Linked DNA regions of Homo sapiens: region 2 is linked to region 1. Evidence: chromatin contacts called from ENCODE Hi-C or POLR2A ChIA-PET data. All regions are on one chromosome and are shown on one strand. The core of a region is the stretch at or near the end of the contact, and the rest is flanking DNA. Distances in the headings are between cores, read along the strand shown. Region 1 overlaps VAV2 (vav guanine nucleotide exchange factor 2). Region 2 overlaps VAV2 (vav guanine nucleotide exchange factor 2).

Region 1 (2,785 bases), core at 106-2,605:
CCCTCCACGCAATCCCACAGGGGAGGGGCCGGGCTGTCGTGCCTTCCCTCTGGACCCAGCCCACTCTCCCCCAGTCCTTGAAAAGCACCTCAAGGCCCTGCCACGTCTGCAAGTGGCTCTGGAATCTCCGTGGCACAATTACATCACTCTCCTGTGGCTCTGTGGCAGGCTGCTGTGTCACACACTGATCCTTTTCACATCAGTGTCTCGGCTAGAAAGAAGCGTGTGGAGGCTCCGTGTCATCAGAGGCTATACTTCGTGGAAAAACTCCACACCCATGCCACACCAGTGTCTGGTCCACAGAGCAGGCCAGTCCTCATCACTTCGGAACAGGCGGGCCGCAGTGGGTCTCTTGTTGGCAGGAACTTGACTGTCGCTCCTGAGCCCCTGGAGGGGAGGCAGCGAGGGAAACTAGGGTTGTCTTTGTAGCCCTTCCTGTTTCTAGCTCTGTAACTGCAACCAGGATAACCTAAGCTTCGGTTTCCCATCTGCAACAGGAGAGTGACAGTTCCAAGGATCAGCCATCATGTACAAGACCAGTAGAGGCTGAGCATACAGTAGGTGCTCAATAAGTGGGAGCATGGCCTATCACCCCAGAGGGCGAAAGGAGGGGCTCATTCAATGAGACGGCATTTAGCACAGGGGCCGGTCTCAACACATAGTGTGGTCAGCATTAAAAATGACAGATTTTTTAAAACCTAGGAGACTAAAAAGTTGGATGGGGGTTGGTGCTGCGTTAGTTCCTGCTCAGCTGTGTTGCTTTTGTGGGTTTCAGGGATCATTCTTCTCTGTCCAGTGGTCCATGAGGAGGCCCGAGATGGCCAGGCAGGAATGTGGAAGCCCAGACGTGAATGGGCCTCCACGGCCAGACCTGGGCCCCAGCCCAGCTCCCTCCACCCCAGGCCAGTGACCACCCCTCCTTCCTTCCTGCCCCGTCTCATCCTTTCACTCCTGCTGTTTTCTGGGAGTCAGCTGCGCTGACAGATGCTAAATCCCGACCATTATTTTTGTCCTCACAATAGCTTGAAATCTTCCAGGAGGGGCCCCGAGCACGGCTGTAGCTCTCCAGGGACGGCAAAACCTGCCACCTTCACCTTCTGCCCGAGACCCTGAGGCCCCAGCCCAACAACCTCGCCCACCTGCCCCGATTCTGTTACAGAAAGGCAGCTGCTCAGAGGCCATTGCCCCCGCCGCCCACAGAAAATCAAAAGAAAACCAACAAACTCTGCTTTCTGCCCCTGGTGAGCCTGTGTGTTTACGGCGGACATAAAATAGTGTTGCTGACAGGCTGGGATGCGCCGCACTGGCCCCGGGCTGTCTGATGCTGCCAAGCAGGGTACCAAGCTGCCATTAGTGTGTTACTAGGAAACCGAGTCGGATGTTTCCTGACCTCCGTCCACACCTCAGGGTGCTTCATCCCCAGGGGACTGGGGTGGGGGCAGCAGAGAGAAGGCGCATCGAGCCTCTGAAGAAGCCGGCTGGGAACTGGATGGTGTGCATGTGGGGAAGGACGGACGGAGAGATAGACAGACAGACAGACAAGAACCGCTTTACACATCAGGGAGCTTGTTCTCACACGCCCTGGCAGACCCTCACCACGACCCATGAGGGAGGGAGGCCTTGCTTTTTCTACAGGTGGGGAAACCAGGGCTCAGAGAGGGCATGAGAGTCACCCAGCTCGCCAAGCCACATAGGCGGGTACCTGCACAGGCCCCAGCTACCAGATTCCCGGAAGGAGACCCGTCCACCGGACTGTCCCTCCTGGCCGTAACTCCCTCTTTTTGGGGGCTTCTTTCTAAGCAGTAAAAGAGCCTCCCACCATCTAAAAATATTCAGGAACCAAAAAAGAACAGCCCCTGGGCCAGGTCACAAGGACTAGGCCCAGGGGAATGTCCCGGGCCACAGCACAGGGTTTCATTTCCCCCTCTGCTATGTGAGGCATGCTGTGTGACCTCCGGCAAGTCACCTACCCTCTCTGAGCCTTAATTTGTGCAACTGCAAAATGGGGGCTGGAGCACCCACCTTGCAGAGTTGTGAGGGCTGAGATGAAGCGGCAAAGCCCAGGGCCTGGCTCTCAGGGGACAGGAGCAGGGATTGTCGAACAGCGTATGGACCTATGGCTCAGATCCTCCAGTATGGGAATCGTGAATGCTCTCGGGACCTCATTATCCCCAGCCCTTCCTCCTACCACAGTGAACCAGGCCCAGGCCTAGTTAGGTGTCCTCTCTGTGCTCTGCTCCTTTATGAATGACCCTTATGGAGCGTTTATCTCAGCAGTGAGAAACAGAAGCAGGAAGACAAGGGAAAGTTGGTGGCAGAGACTGTCCTGCTGTCCTTTCTAAGCATCTGGTGAAGGTGAACTTCAATTCAGCCTGGTAGGGTTGGGGGCTGCCTCTTAGAGAAGGTGACCTGTGGGTTGGGTTTTGTAGAATGAATAGGAGTTGGGCAATCGATATAGGAGATACTACGTACGTGATGGGACTTCTACAATAAAACCCAGCATGTGACGCTTGTTCATTTTAGAGCAATATTTCTTAAGTGCCACTGTGTGTCAGTCAGATCTACGCTGAATACAAGGGAAATAACGTCAAAAGGGAGAAGTCTTCCTCTTCCTGGAGTTCCAGAACAGCACGAGGAGGGCGATTTAGAGGGGGAGGGACCTTCATCAGACACAGCACAGCCCTCTCATTCGGGCCGAAGCCCAGCTGCCTACTCCTTCCTGGAAAATGGCAAGATGAATGCGTATGTCTTTAAAGCTGCCCTTCTGCGCCGGTCCCCTCCCTCT
Region 2 (2,785 bases), core at 87-2,586, 150 kb after region 1:
ACCCAAAGAGATGACAGGCCAATTTCTCCCAAGGTTCATTTGCATGAGAAGGGAATGGTGTGTGAAAATTCTATCTTTTCCTTTTTGAAATAAAAAATATATATATATTACAGGTGCAAGTCACAGTATCTCAGGAGCCCGCGGTGCCTCCTGCGGGGAGTGGGGACACCAAGGTCTGGACCGGGAAGCCCCGGGTTCCACTCCCACCATCGCTTCCCCCAACGAAGTCAGGCAGAGTCCGTGTGCCCTCTGACCCTCAGTCTCCAAAGCTTGCAGATGGAACAGTCGTAACTGCTGCTGTGAGGCCTGTCGGGGGCAGGGAAAGCCCTCTGGGGGTCAGACCCACTTGGCCCCTCGGTGTTTAACTGATCCTGATCGTCACCATCTGGGTCGCCACGGCAGCCCAGGGGCAGCCGCAAGCAGGCACCGTGGGACCGGTGACTCCACTGTGCCCCAGGAACCCAGGAGGGGGCCACATGTTCTACGCCAATGACTCTCTAGCCTAGAAACTGTCCTGGCCAGGCCCACGGCCCACACACACACAGAGGGGCAGCCCAGGAGCCAGCCCACCCCTCCCAGGCCACCAGACGGCAACACCAGAGAAAGGCTGGGGGGCCTGAGCTGCTCCACTGGGGAGGTGAGTCGTGACTGTGACACTGGCCTCCTGCCCAGGCCACCCATTTCATACTGCAAAGGACAACCATGGCCAGCATGTGGAGGCTGCTGACATGAAGGGTCAAGGCCAGCGTGGGAAGGAGCAGGGCAGGACAGGGGCCCCAGGAGCTGGTCCAGGGTGTGGGCTGAGCCAGTCACGGGTCCCCAGCTGTCAACAAAACCCACAGCCTGGGGCCACCTGCACCACCCGGGTCCTGAATCACAATGGGGAGGCGGCCAGGGCTTCCCCCAACAGAAAGGGCAACTCCTGGTCCAACAGCATCCCCGTAGAGTGCACAGACCTCTGCAGGCAAAAAAGGCCCCTGGGGCTGCAGATCCCCGAGCCCTTGGTCACTTCAAAGGGCAGAAAACAACCTCAAGGAAGTGGACGGCATGGCCCGGATTCACCAGAGATGCAGATAGGCACAGAAGGGAAGTCTTCTGCCCCAGGTCACACAGCGCGGATGCAGACCAAGCCCCAATTCCTGTCCCCAAAGGCCATTCTGATTCATCCATAGCCACACACACCCACACACACCCCAAAGTCCCAAGAATTCATGCTGCCAAGAATTCGGGCCGCACAGATCAGCCAACCCATAAAACACACACATGACTGCTTCGAAAGGTGAGGTTTATGGCCTGGATTTATTGACGTGGTTTTTCACTCCCAGATAAGGCACCTGTCCTCAGCGGGCACGCCCCTCAGCTCCCGCTAACTAAACAGTCAGGAATTGCTGGGCACCCGTCCGTCCGACCCTTCTCTAAGAACATCTCCAGGCTTGCAGCCCAGGCGCTGCGATGCTGGGGCAGGGCAGGGGTGGGGGAGGCTCCAGGAACACACTGCGTCATTAGCTAATGCAGAAAAATGGAGATTCACCCAAAGAAAGCAGCGGAGAGCCCATGTCATTATTAAAGGCAAACACTCTTTGCCGCTGGCTCCCGCAGACACATGTAGCCGAGGGGCGGCCCGCCTCCTGCAAGCCTGAGCCCCCCTGAGAAACATCTCCTTAAGAAACAGAAGAGGGAACTTGTCACCCAGAGCATGGAGCACAGACAGTCAGAGTCATCGGCAGGGCCTCCCGCAAGAGTCCTCACAAAGCAGATCCGAAGGCAGCGGAGGCTCTTGCCACTCACTCCAGCGAGGGGAACCTGACTGCAGACACCCGCCCAAGCCCTCCTCCCACCCACTCCTGGAGGCGTCAGGCAGAAATGATGGCCCCACTTTACAGATGAGGCAACCAAGGCCCAGGCATGATGCAGGTGGCCCGAGATCTCACGTGCCCACTGGACCCATCTTCCTTCATCACTTAACCTGAGTTAGGCACTGGCTACTCCCATGATGAGGGGTGTCTCACAAGTCCATGGAGAAGCTCCCCATCACCACTTTGAAGATGCTAAGGGAAGGGTGGGAGGCGGAGGAGGAGGGCACTGGGGAAGCCGTTGCCTGGAACACCAACCAGCCTCCCTCCTGGAGAGAGATGGGAACGGTAAGGAATCCCCAGGGAGCCCTGCCTTGGTACCAAGGCAGCGGGCAGTGAAGACCCAGTGCCACGGAGGGCCCAAGGAAGGTCCATGGGCACAGGGGATCTGCAAGCCCCCCTGTCTGCACACAGTTGAAGAGACCTCAATGCCACCATCTGTCTGGCATCTGGCCCGCCTGGCCCAGCGCTCAGCCCGCCCAGAGCGTCAACCCCCTGCATCCTCACACCCACTCTGCACAGGAAAAACTGGCGCTGTACCGCGAAACTCGGAGTTCAGAAACGTGCCAAAGTCCCACAACCAGGAAAGAACAGGCTTCTTCTGGTGTATGGTAACATCAGCCTCCCTCCCATGACCCCCGGGCAGGACTGGAGAGTTATCCTGTCACCCCGGCATCCCTATGCCGCTGGCCTCTGGTCCTGACCCTGGAGGTGGGCTCTCCCCGGAAGGCCATCTGCAAAGGGCAGCGGTGCAGAAAACCACTCCCAGAGAGGAAGGAGACCCAAAGAAGCTGGCGCAGACGAGCTGACAGTGCCCAACCCACGCACGCCCTACAGAGAAGGAAGATGACTTCAAAATAACACGACACTCTCCCTCCCAATTCCAGTGATCAAGGTGGCAGGTGAGGAACCCTAGATACCCCGCACAAGGG

The links. A loop is a pair of places that touch in the nucleus more often than their neighbours do. ChIA-PET counts read pairs that join two places held with the same protein, here RNA polymerase II (POLR2A). Pooled maps may share reads with other maps.
Region 2: a map of G401 shows a loop between it and region 1 (2.5-fold over the local background). The contact joins two enhancer-like sites. A Hi-C loop is called at or near these places in 1 of 168 maps with a recorded cell type or tissue (G401) and 3 of 50 pooled maps. POLR2A ChIA-PET finds 5 or more read pairs at or near these places in 4 of 52 experiments (WTC11, activated B cell, activated CD4-positive, alpha-beta T cell and 1 more).

The regions. Positions count from the first base shown.
Region 1 is chr9:133,820,961-133,823,745 of GRCh38, forward strand. All of the region lies in intron 4 of VAV2 (vav guanine nucleotide exchange factor 2), which reads right to left. Among named protein-coding and RNA genes, the nearest start is that of SARDH, 84 kb to the left of the region's middle. RefSeq lists enhancers at 1,764-1,813, 2,154-2,243. Within about 2 kb of position 1,356, at least 3 of the 41 ENCODE cell types and tissues checked have a DNase peak (open chromatin) inside an H3K27ac peak, as active enhancers do.
Region 2 is chr9:133,970,920-133,973,704 of GRCh38, forward strand. All of the region lies in intron 1 of VAV2 (vav guanine nucleotide exchange factor 2), which reads right to left. Among named protein-coding and RNA genes, the nearest start is that of VAV2, 20 kb to the right of the region's middle. RefSeq lists enhancers at 1-10, 11-894, 935-994, 2,757-2,785. Within about 2 kb of position 1,337, at least 4 of the 41 ENCODE cell types and tissues checked have a DNase peak (open chromatin) inside an H3K27ac peak, as active enhancers do.